2 separate regions of the Mus musculus genome follow, and region 1 is linked to region 2. The links are chromatin loops, found by intact Hi-C in ENCODE. Cell type or tissue: gastrocnemius. All regions are shown on one strand. Links, peaks and the distances in the headings refer to the core of each region. The heading gives the core; the rest is flanking DNA. Region 1 overlaps Rapgef1 (Rap guanine nucleotide exchange factor (GEF) 1). Region 2 overlaps Rapgef1 (Rap guanine nucleotide exchange factor (GEF) 1).

Region 1 (5,375 bases), core at 252-5,251, 57 kb before region 2:
GCTTCACAGTACAGCACCAGGTCTGCAGGGGTGCAAAGCAGTCAGGGTGGTAGGGTTCAGGGTGTAGGTGTGGCTGTGGCTCACAGCATAGGCACCATGCTGAGTCCTCTCTAAAAGCCAGGTAGGTCCTAGGTCTTTCATCTTATGGGCACTGGCTACTTCTGATGGAGAACCTAGCTGTGGGAGGGCCTGAGGCCCAGTGTAGGAAACAAACTTCATTTCTTCAGTGACCCCTGTGCTGGTAAGAGGTCAAGGCCTGGGCATACTGGCTCTGGACTGCACCACCCACAGATTAGCACAGATGCTGCCCTAAGGCCCAGTGGCTCAATGGCTCCTCACTGCTTTGGGCAGAGATAGTTGTCCAAACTTGCCAACAGGCTCTTGCAGTTAAACCAGAGGCAGTATTTTTAGATAACAGGGTCCAGTCATTAAATATTTTTGGGAAATTCCATTCTAAGCCTCAAGGGGAGGCTGAAGTGGTGGTGTACTGCAAAGCTTAGCAGTGGTTTGCTGCCCACACAGGGCAAGGGCAGTGGTGACACACAGAACCCCCATAGCTGGAGGCCTCAGACTGGTAGCACCCACCTCTTCCTTCCAAAGGGAAAGAGTATGCCAGTTAATGAGTCCCGCCTCTCTAGAGCCCTGTTGGCTGTTGTGACTTATTTCCCGAATGCTTTAGATATTAAGCATAGGATGTCATGAGAGACAAGGTGGGCTAACTCAGGAAGGGCTGTACTGCACCACACTGGACCTAGAAAGGAGGTCACCACGTGGAGGTGGAGAGCAGCCCCCTTGCCCTTTCTCACACCTCCCCAAGTGCTGGGATGGAGGGGTGTTGTGGATGGGCCTGATGCTGTTTGTATTTTGATGTTAATTCTGCTCCCCTGGGAGGGGTTTCAAACAAGGAGTAAGTCAGGAACTCAGGTGACTTCTTGTAAACCATCCCCTAATGAATAAATGAGCCAATCACTGGGTGAGTAGGAGGGACTTCTGGGTTAGATAGGGGAAGAGAGGAAAGGGTGTGTGTGTGGGGTCCTTTTGGACTGGATAGTGAGAGGGCAAGATAGAGCTTCGAGTGTCTCCTGGTTTCCATGGTGCATCCACCAGGATCTGCCACCAGAGGATTTAGATTTAACATGGCTTACAAGATTAGGATTCTAGTTATTGTGCCCAGTGATTGAGTTACCACTGTTTCTGAACTAAGTTTATGTGGTGTTTTCCTTCACCCAGTGGTTTGACTGGGTTCAAGAGAGAAAGGGAGAAAGGTATGGTGGCAGAGTGTGGGTTTGCCAGATGTGCACCACAAAGGCCATGGGAGTTTTGAAGTGTGGGGCTGGCATGGTAGTGACTCGCCAGTGAGAACTTAGCGAGTTGGGTAGAGAGATTTTGGAGCTCTGAGTCAGAAAGTCTCCATGAGATAAGAACTGGCTAGAGAGACTGCTGGGGCTGAGAGTAGCTGGGTGTAACTTGGGAACTTGCTGATGATCTTTTTAATATTTCCCAAAATAGAGGGGGCTCAAGGCTCTGTGTGGCACGTCATACCATCACACTGTGTGCCATCACCTTTGAGGTGTGGGGGGCCTGGTCCCTGAGTTGTGCTCAGCCTCAAAGTTGTATTCTAACCAACTCCCTGTTACGTTGGAACTTTCTAGAAAGAGCAGAGGTTGGGCATACAAGGGGTACAAACGCAGAGGAGCACTGCAGGAGCCTGTGACCTCTTGAAGGGTGTGTTCTAGTGTGCTGGTGAGCACTATAGCCGTACTTCACAGGCTGGAAGGTAAAGAAACTTATGTGTGAGACAAAGGGTAGGCCAGACATTCCAGGTAGCAGTGGAACACACTTTTAATCCCAGCACTTGGGAGGCAGAGGCAGGAAGACCTCTGAGTTTGAGGTCAGCCTGGTCTACAGAGTGAGTTCCAGGACAGTTAGGGCTACAGAGAAAGCCTGTGTGTGTGTGTGTGTGTGTGTGTGTGCGCGCGTGTTGGGAGAAGGAGGAGAGTACACCAGACTCAAGGATGGCTGTGCTGTGCCATGCCAGACACAGCACAGGCCTGCTGGTACTAGAGCTCTTTGCATAACCTATCTGTGGGCTCTGGTATCGCCTGGCATTTGGGTGGGAGCCTGAGCCAAAAGCTACAGGGCTGTCTGTCAAATTCACAGGGCTGTTTTAGTTCAGGTCCCTTTGTCCCCAGTGGCCTTCAGAAGAATGGAAGCTTGGGGGCCAAGTAACAGGTCTAGGACACAGGTCCCAAGGAAGGGACAGGATCTGAGCTTGGGCCTAACATTATCCCCGACCTGGCCCTCTGACACTTCTCACAGAGCCACCTGAGAGAAAGGCTATTACGACAAGTGTGCCCTTCTTGTTTACTTGTCTAATTGGCTTGGCCCTGTCTGACACAGCTGAGTCCTAGACATATGAGCCATGAAGCCTCCCAGGACCTTTGAGTCACACATATACCACTGGTGCAGGAAGCCCCCTGCCTGACAAACTTTGCCATCTTCTATGGGCACCATGTCCACTCTGATGTGGCTCACGGCCTCTGTTTCAGGTAAGACTCCCAGGTAAAGCCAACTCTGGTTCTGCAGGGACCTCAAATCCTATTGAAACTTCAGTTCAAAAGTCTCTCTTCAGCATACCCAATGGGTAGACCAGAAGGCCTTTAGGCTCCCTGTCAGAGAGCTCTTTGGCCTGGCAGCAGCTGGCAGCAGCTGGCAGGGCAAATCCTTACATGACCAGGCCAGAAGCCAGCTCACATCCTAGACTTTCACTTTTAGATAAAAATGAGGTGAAAATGGCTACTTTGCCAGGATGTCCTGAGGTGCCACTGAACACTGGGCACTGTCTGTACCCCTGGAACCAAGGCCCTAGGGGAAAGGCGGTCCCGTAGCTGCAAGGCTAAGGTAGGCTTCAAATTGAGTGTCTGAGACTCCCTTCTTGTCATGGCTGGAGGAAATGGGTGAAGAATCGCTGAGGGCTCAGATGAAGGTAAACCTGTTTCCGTTTCTGTCAGGCAAACAGTTTTTGTACTATTCTCTTAATTTAGAGTTTCATAGACCCTTGGGTCCTAGACATTTCAAACAAACAAACAAACAAACAAACAAACAAACAGAAAGCTGATTGGGTTAGGGCTTTAAGTCTGGAGTGATTTTATCTACAGTTTAATCAACTTTTCAGAATTTCTTTTCTTTTTCTTTTAGTTTTTTTTTGAAGACAGGGTGTCTCTGTGTATCCTTGGCTGCCCTAGAACTCCCTCTGTAGACCAGGCTGGCCTTGAACTCACAGGGAGGGCTCTGCCTCCCAAGTGCTGGGGATTGATTCCACGGCCTCATTCATGGCTAGGCAAGTGTTTTCTCATTGAGCCATAAGCCTAGCTCTGCTTTCTGTTGTTGTTTTATAACATTGTCTCTCCATACAGCCCTGGAACCTCATAAATTCTGAGATTAAAGGCACGTGTGAGGATGCTCTGCTTCTTTTAAATCCTTTAAAAATGTGTAGGAAGAGGGCTCATGGAACACATACTCTGTCTCAAAACAGACAAGAAAGAAAAGGAATACTAACAAGAAACTGGCTGTGGCGTGAGGTGGGCTCATTAGCCTCCTGGGGCGGAGCAGCAGCAGGCCTTGCCTGAGCAGCTCAGGGGAGCCCAATCTCCCTTACAGGACTTCGTGGATGGATGGTTCTTCTGCGGGCACAGCCTACTTAACAAGTCTAGGTACAGCCTCTGCTTCTCCTCCTGCTCAGATGATCAGGATGCAGAGAGGATGGCAAGGTTGGGGCAGGTTTTGGACAACAAATTTTGTTCCTAGGAACTTGTTAGTTAACTATGTGAACTAAAGACTTTGAAGAAAAGAATGACCTAAATATAAGGAAAGGCAGAGGGCCATGTGCTACTGTAGAAGATTTTTTTTGGTCTGAATCCAGATTCACCTCTATCAGCCTCCTGAGTGCCAGGATCCTAGGTATGGACTACTGTGGCTGCTTTACCTTTAATGCCACGGTTGAACATGTCATTATCCAGTGGGCTGCCCTTGGAGCACACAGTAGGTGCCAATGACTGTTCTTACACTCAGGATGCATCATCATCTTGCATCAAGAGGGGACATGCCCAGGAGCAACTTTGACAGCATCAGGGTCTCTGGAGCCGGCCTCTCCCTACCCTTTCCTGGTACCATCAGATCCAAAGTTGAACCCAGGAGAGATGACAGTACAGTGCAGTCATGTGATGCCTTTGGTGGGACACAATCCAGCACAGTGGGAGCTGCCTTACCTTTTCTGTCTGTCTCAGTAGCATGGACCAGTAAGATGTCTCCTGAACCACCACGAACATCTGGCCCATCATCACCCTGGAGTAAAAGAGCATGAGACAAGGCTGAGGTGATAAAGTCACCATGCTTCAGGGTCCCCGAGATCCTTCTGATCTCAGCTCAGCAGTCGCAGGCAGCACTGTGTACACCAGGCAGTGTCTGCAGCCCACCTGCTCCCATGGATTGTGTAGATGGGGACTGGTCAGAACTCTTACAGAAAACTGGGCATTGAGGAAGCTGTCCAGATGCTCTGAGCACCAGGGTACATCACCTTCCAGAGGCTACATGGGGTCAGGGCACTAGGGTCTCAACCTCCACACTACCTCCACCTCCTGGTTCATATTAAAGGTGAGATTCCAGAGGAGAAAGGCAGCCCCTAAGCCTAGGAGACAGGAGGATGATGTCAGGCATGTTTCTCTCCACGCCTGTAGTAAGCTACCTTTGGGCTCAGTCCTTTTCCAAAGTAGAAGCAGGATTCATCTGTGGGGACATAACCCACAGGCTGTTTTCTAGTCTAGTGACAGAGCTGTAGGTGGGGCTGGGACTCTGAGGGAGACAGAGCCAATATCCTATCTGCCCATCCCACGGATTGTCATTTCCACCTGGACTCCAGAGTTCTGAGCGTTATGGGTTTTCTATGTGGAACAAGGTTGGCTATGTTCATGACCTGATTTTCCAGAAGGAATTTAGCTTTTCTTTCTGCAGAGGCTCTGCCTAGATTCTGCTAACCCTACCAGTAGCCTGATGGCCTAAAGTGCTAACGTCTTCCTGGGTTGCTAGGATGGCCCAGGAACATGGATAGGGCAGTACCCTTTCTATGTCTGTATGTTACAACCATCAAAACAGTTCCCAGATGCAGAGCTACTCAGGGCCAAGATGGCCCATCAAACCCTAAGTTCCTAGAACTGCACAGAGAAGAGAAAAGGCTCTTCTCTCATGACATGTCTTGGTGTTGTTCTTATCAATAGGGCTCCTCAAACAAGCCACAGCTCAGCATCTAGGCCCCCGTTTTCTTAACAGGCAGAGACCAGGAAGGGGAGGGGCTGTGATACCAACAACACATACACGCC
Region 2 (5,375 bases), core at 317-5,316:
CAGGGTAGCTGCTGAGCACGGAAGCAAGGCATGAGTTTAGTGGGTGCAGGGTTAGTCATACTCTGAATACATCTTATTTCCATACAGCCCACAGGCTTTCAACAGGTTATCCTCCAGCACTGACACGAGGCTCACTCTCCCAATTAGATGGCTCACCAATACTTTCTTCTCTTCACTTACAGGAAGAGGCACACCTGCCCTGTATCAGTCACTGCTAGTCCATCCATCCCATTCCTTCTGATGCTGGCTGGCTTTGTAACAGACTCCAAAGAGAGCACACAGCTCCCAGACAGGCTGAGAGAAGAGAGACAAGCAGGCTTGAAGGGGAAGTCTGGGTTTACTGTGGTGATCAAGTTCCTCAGAGGCTCAGCTGGGTGAGCCAACTTCCTCTTCTCTGGGATCTGCTGCCCTGGGTCTGTAAGGAGATGCAGGGTTAAGGAGCTGGCCAGACTCGCAGCCAACTCTCATAACCAAGGTGGAACCAACGTGGAAAGAAATATAGACGGTACAAAAATCCCCTGAGGAACATGAGAGCAAGGCTGGCCCTGACCACGAACCAGAGATACCTACTCCTGATAGCTGCCATCAAAGCCAGGAAGTGGGTGACAGAACTCACTCTACCTTTGCCTGCCTGGTCCTGAATACAGTTTGAGTAGGTACATAATTGGGAAGCTGTGGTGACAGTTTGAGGCACCTATTAATACCTCCCTCTTCTCAGGCCAGTTAGTGGGCACAAAACCACCAGCAAGTCACATGGTGAACAGAGTTGCTATGTAATGACAACCAACATTACAATTCTGGAAATCAGAATTAGACTGTGCTCAGCTTTCTCTGGAAAGATGGGTGAACAATCAGGTTTCAAGTGGCCGTCGGGATCCCTAACTGTGCTATTCAGGCCCAATAAACGCTTTCTCTGTAAGTTGCCTTGGTCATGCTGTCCTATCAGCAACTGAAAAATACCTAAGAGTGAGAAATGTATTGTTGCTTCCCTGTACTTTATACAGCCACAGGAGGATGAACAGCTACACAGTGGGGTTTGCCAGAGCCACTCTCCTGTCATATAGGTAGTCACCCTATGGTTGTCTGGATTGTGATTCCTCTTTTTATAATTTGCGTCCACATGTGTAGTTTAACTTTAGAGTTTGTGATCATCACACAAGGTAGTGTTCTATATAGTCTCTCTATAGGCCTGACAGTAACCACTCAGATGACATACATCCTTGCTTTTCTCTGTGATATTGTTCTGTCTGCTCGCCTACCATGGTCACTGGGTTGCTATTGGCTTTGGCTTTCCTAAACAATGCTGCTACAGACACATCCAGCGTGTCTTCTGGCCATGCATGAGAAAGTCCTATGAGTAAAACTGGCAGGTGGCAGGGCTGGAGGCCAACACACACACACACACACACACACACACACACACACACACACACTACACTTGCAAAGGCTTGAAAGGCCACTAACAGAAGCTAAGGCTGAGTCCCTTGTTGTGCGGCATTTGCACCAATGGACAGAGGTTTCCAAGGACTAATGCTAGTCTTGCTCTCCCTGGAAGAGCAGCTCTTTAATCTATGGGTAAGTACAGCAGTGCCACTAACAACAATCCATGGGCTGCTGTTCCCTACCTAGGGAGAAGAGGGGTGGAAAACACACAGCCTACTCACAGGATCAACTTCAGCAGACACTCAAACTGACTGACCCCCACAAAGCTGGCCAATTTCTTCCAAAGTGCCCTGCCCACTGCCAGGATTTCATTCTTAGATCTTCAGCTTGCCCCTCCGTGGGCTTAGCAATGATGTTTGTCTGCTCCTGACAAATGTGCGATCAACTGGCCTTTCAAATGTCATTTGCTGCGGCAGCTGGGATCCCAACTTAGCAGCAGTTTCTGTCAGGGCTTAATTCTGTACGGAGATGGAAGCCTCTAAGCAGCATGCACACCAGGGATCACAAAGTCAAGGTCACTGTGGATAGGACTCATGTAGCAGCTCCACAGTGCCTGCAGTCAACCTAGAGAGCTGACCTTTGGTTCTTGCTACCTGTCTTCCATCAGGCTCAGCATCCCCAGCAGGACTTAGAGATGATTTACTTCATCCAACACCATTACCCCTGCCAGGGGACTAAGGACAACTAGGGGGAGAAGTGTCCAGAGGATACTGGGAAGAACTTTCTTGAAGGACTTCATTTTCAAGTGTGCAAGGATCTTGCACTGTACTGTAGGGGATGAAGCTGAATGGGCAGAGGGCATCATGGACACTTCAGGACACACTGTGTGGAGTTGGGTGTGGTTTAACCCAAGCTTGACCACTAGTGTGGATACCTCTCTGAGCCTCTTTCACTTCTTTCTCCTACCTCTTTGAGCCTAAAGAAAAGGACTAACTACAGAACCACCTGACCTAGAGCAAGTATTTACTAATCTGCAGCCATCATTGTCATCTGGTAACATCGCTAGATCTCTGCCAACACTCAATAATCAAAGGCTAGGAACAGCCCCAGCTGAGAGAACTGAAAGCAATACTTTCACTTTCCACATTAAAAGACCCCTGTCTTACTCAGCACAGAGACATCTGTGTGAGGACAGAGGGAAGGCGGTGTTGGCAAACATCCCATAACCACACCCGGGGATGCAGAGCATGGAAACACTCATTATTCAAATCCAAGCACTGAAAGGAAGATGAAACAGTCGGAACCCCTCCTGGCTTCTTATCGCCAAGTAGGAATTACTGCACTCGTGTGGGTTTTGTCTGTTTGTTTTGTTTTTTGAGGCAGGCTTTCTCTGTGCAGTCCTGGCTGTCCTGTTTTTAACTTATGTGAGCCTGTATGCCATGTGTGTGTTGCTGTACACAGAAGGCAGCACTGGATGACCTACCTGCAGCTGGTGGTACAGTTGACTGAGCTGTGCAATGTGGGTGCTGGGAGGGAACCAACTCCACGCTGTGAAAGAGCAGCAAGTGCTCTGAACTGACAAGCCAGTTCTCCAAGTGCTCCTCTTGAATGACTTGCTTTTATTTGTGTGTGGGGTGAGGTGGGGGTGCTGTGTGTGTGCGCAGGTGCCTTTAGAAACCAGAAGAGGGCGTCAGATGCCCTAGATATTAGAGGTGGTGTAAGTCAACTGACTGACTGCTCTGGAAGCTCAGCAAATGTCCTTAACCAACTCTCCAGCTTAGTGTGTATGTCTTTAGTCTTTTCCCTGTTTCTTTTCTTCTTCTTCTTTTTGAGACAGGGCTTTTCTGTGTAGCCCTGGCTGTCATAGAACTCAATCTATGGAGGACCAGGCTGGCTTCAAACTCCCAGAGATCCCTTGCTTTTGCTCCCATGTGCTGGGATTAAAAGCATGCAACCCTACACCCAGCCAATCCTTGCTTTGTTTTGTTTTGTTTTGTTTTCTTAAACATAGCAATGCATTATGGACAGTTTCCTATGAGCACAATTGTTTGACAGTTGAATAATATTCTGCTGGAAGGCAGTGAGTATCCTGGCTGGACTCCCATATGAACACACAGCTCATTCCTACATCTCTGTGTGCTTGCATAATGAAGCTCTGAGAAATAGAATTGCTAGTTTATAGAGAAGAATGGGGAATCTGGAAAACTGCCTTCATGCCAGGCAGGCTGCAGCCAAAAGCTGCCCCAGCAAGGCTCTGAGTGGCCATGAGACATGAAGGGAAGAGGCTGGACCTGCAGTTCACCCTCCCACCCAGTCACCTAAGCTCCTCTATTTCCATCTCAATTACATAACAACAAGGGTTAAACTTACACTGAGATTTAGATGAGGTAGAGATCTCCTAAGATGTGGTATCTGAATGACCAATGGGCAGATGGTACAGTGCTCAACTGCATTTGTAATCAGGAAACAACAGCCATAAAGACACATCACTACATCCATGCCTATGTGGATGGTGCCTAGGTATGATGGCACATGTCTGTAATTCCCCAACAAGGAAGACTGAGGCAAAAGGACTACAAGTTTGAGACCAACTTGGGTTATAGTACAAGATCTTGTTGCAAATCAAAACAAGACAAATGAAAAGGAAGGGAAGGAGGGAGGGAGCTGGGTATATGGGAGCTATGCCTCAGTTCACCACAAAACATCCAGAGTGTGAAGAGTAGTCTTTCAGGGTGCCTGAGGCAGCAGAGGGGTAAATACAAGCACACCCAGAAAACGGAATCCCACCGCACATGTGAAGGAACCACCTATTCCTACCTACCCAGCACAGATGACTCACACAAAGAGGCTACATACAAAGAAAACCACAAACCAAATGAGCATCCACACAACTACATCATCAGGCAAGGAGCAGCTATTATTGGGGAATCAAGAGAGTGGTTATGCTTAAGGCAAGGTTGCTATCTGGCAGCAACACGGGAGGGCTCACACTTCTGGGGACACAGTTCTCAGTCTACATGTTCCTTACACGTCTGTCTTCAGTGTGGTTTTCCACACTAGCAGGGACAAAGCTTCTGACCTGAGGTCCACATCAGGAAGCTCGCCTGCCTCCCCACACTGCGCTGATCTTCAAGGCGGCTAAGGCCACATTCTGCTCTCCATCTCTTACTGCCTTCCTTCCCATGTTCGGGGTCAGGGAAAGGAGCTTCTACTTACTTGACCCTTGAGACTCCAAAAGGTCAAAGTCTTATTCACCTTGGATTCTGGCACTTAGCTCAGTAGTAGATGCAAGAACAGATAAATAAACGCATGCTCATCAATAAGCACAGAGAATCTGTGAATGAATTCTGTAGCCCGAACTATTTCTGCATTCACTGAGGTACTACCATAGAGGTGCCTAGCAGCAGCTATGTGTTCAAGCTATCTACGCAACAGAGGACAAAGGCTATCCCTCATATCTCCTCTAGGTCTCTAGGGAATGGTGGGTGTTTTAGGCCCTTACTGGGCAGAGGCCCAGTGGGAGTTACATTTAATACTACTTTCACCCCATTTAACCTAAAATATCAGCACCCAGCAGACAATTTCATACAACTGCTCCTGAGTTACTTCCTTGTTTTTTTGTACATTCTACTATGGTGTGGAAGTTACACTTCCAGCATGTTCTATGCACACTTTTAGGATATGTTCAGCCATTTTTAGGATGGCTGAATTAGACAGGACAACTCTGAGACCTCCCCTTCCATACCAAGGAAGTTCCTAGGACTAGGCTGGCTGTAACTGCTTCTAGGTCACACCCACTAGCAGCAACAGCTGTGGAATGCAAGCGGACCCTTTAGCTGGACTCCGGGCTAGGAAGCCCTCTCCATCCATGTTTATGCTAGGTGTGGCAGGGCCTGAAAGCAAGCAGCACTGGCTGGGCAGACTGCGGGCAGACTGCTACGGACGCTGAGAGAACTCAGGTGAGAGATGTGACATCTGTTCTCTCATGGATC

Evidence for each region. A loop is a pair of places that touch in the nucleus more often than their neighbours do. Peaks named below come from ENCODE experiments on the same cell type or tissue, not always from the same donor. Only the 100,000 strongest peaks of a DNase experiment are listed, where the experiment ranks them.
Region 1: a loop joins it to region 2, with 2.3 times the contacts of the local background. A loop is called at or near these places in 1 of 42 quality-filtered maps.

The regions. Positions count from the first base shown.
Region 1 is chr2:29,725,175-29,730,549 of GRCm38, reverse strand. Rapgef1 (Rap guanine nucleotide exchange factor (GEF) 1) reads right to left here. Exons shown (of 26, transcript NM_001039087.1): 16 at 4,269-4,344; 17 at 1-22. Among named protein-coding and RNA genes, the nearest start is that of Gm13420, 24 kb to the left of the region's middle. In gastrocnemius, for the core only: no CTCF peak of the experiment used is centred there; no DNase peak of the experiment used is centred there; H3K27ac peaks cover 1,365 bases.
Region 2 is chr2:29,668,043-29,673,417 of GRCm38, reverse strand. The region is part of intron 1 of Rapgef1 (Rap guanine nucleotide exchange factor (GEF) 1); the gene reads right to left. Among named protein-coding and RNA genes, the nearest start is that of Rapgef1, 51 kb to the right of the region's middle. In gastrocnemius, for the core only: a CTCF peak has its summit at 3,067 (motif pointing right); DNase peaks (open chromatin) are centred at 1,392, 2,610 and 3,010; H3K4me3 peaks cover 1,725 bases; H3K27ac peaks cover 4,758 bases.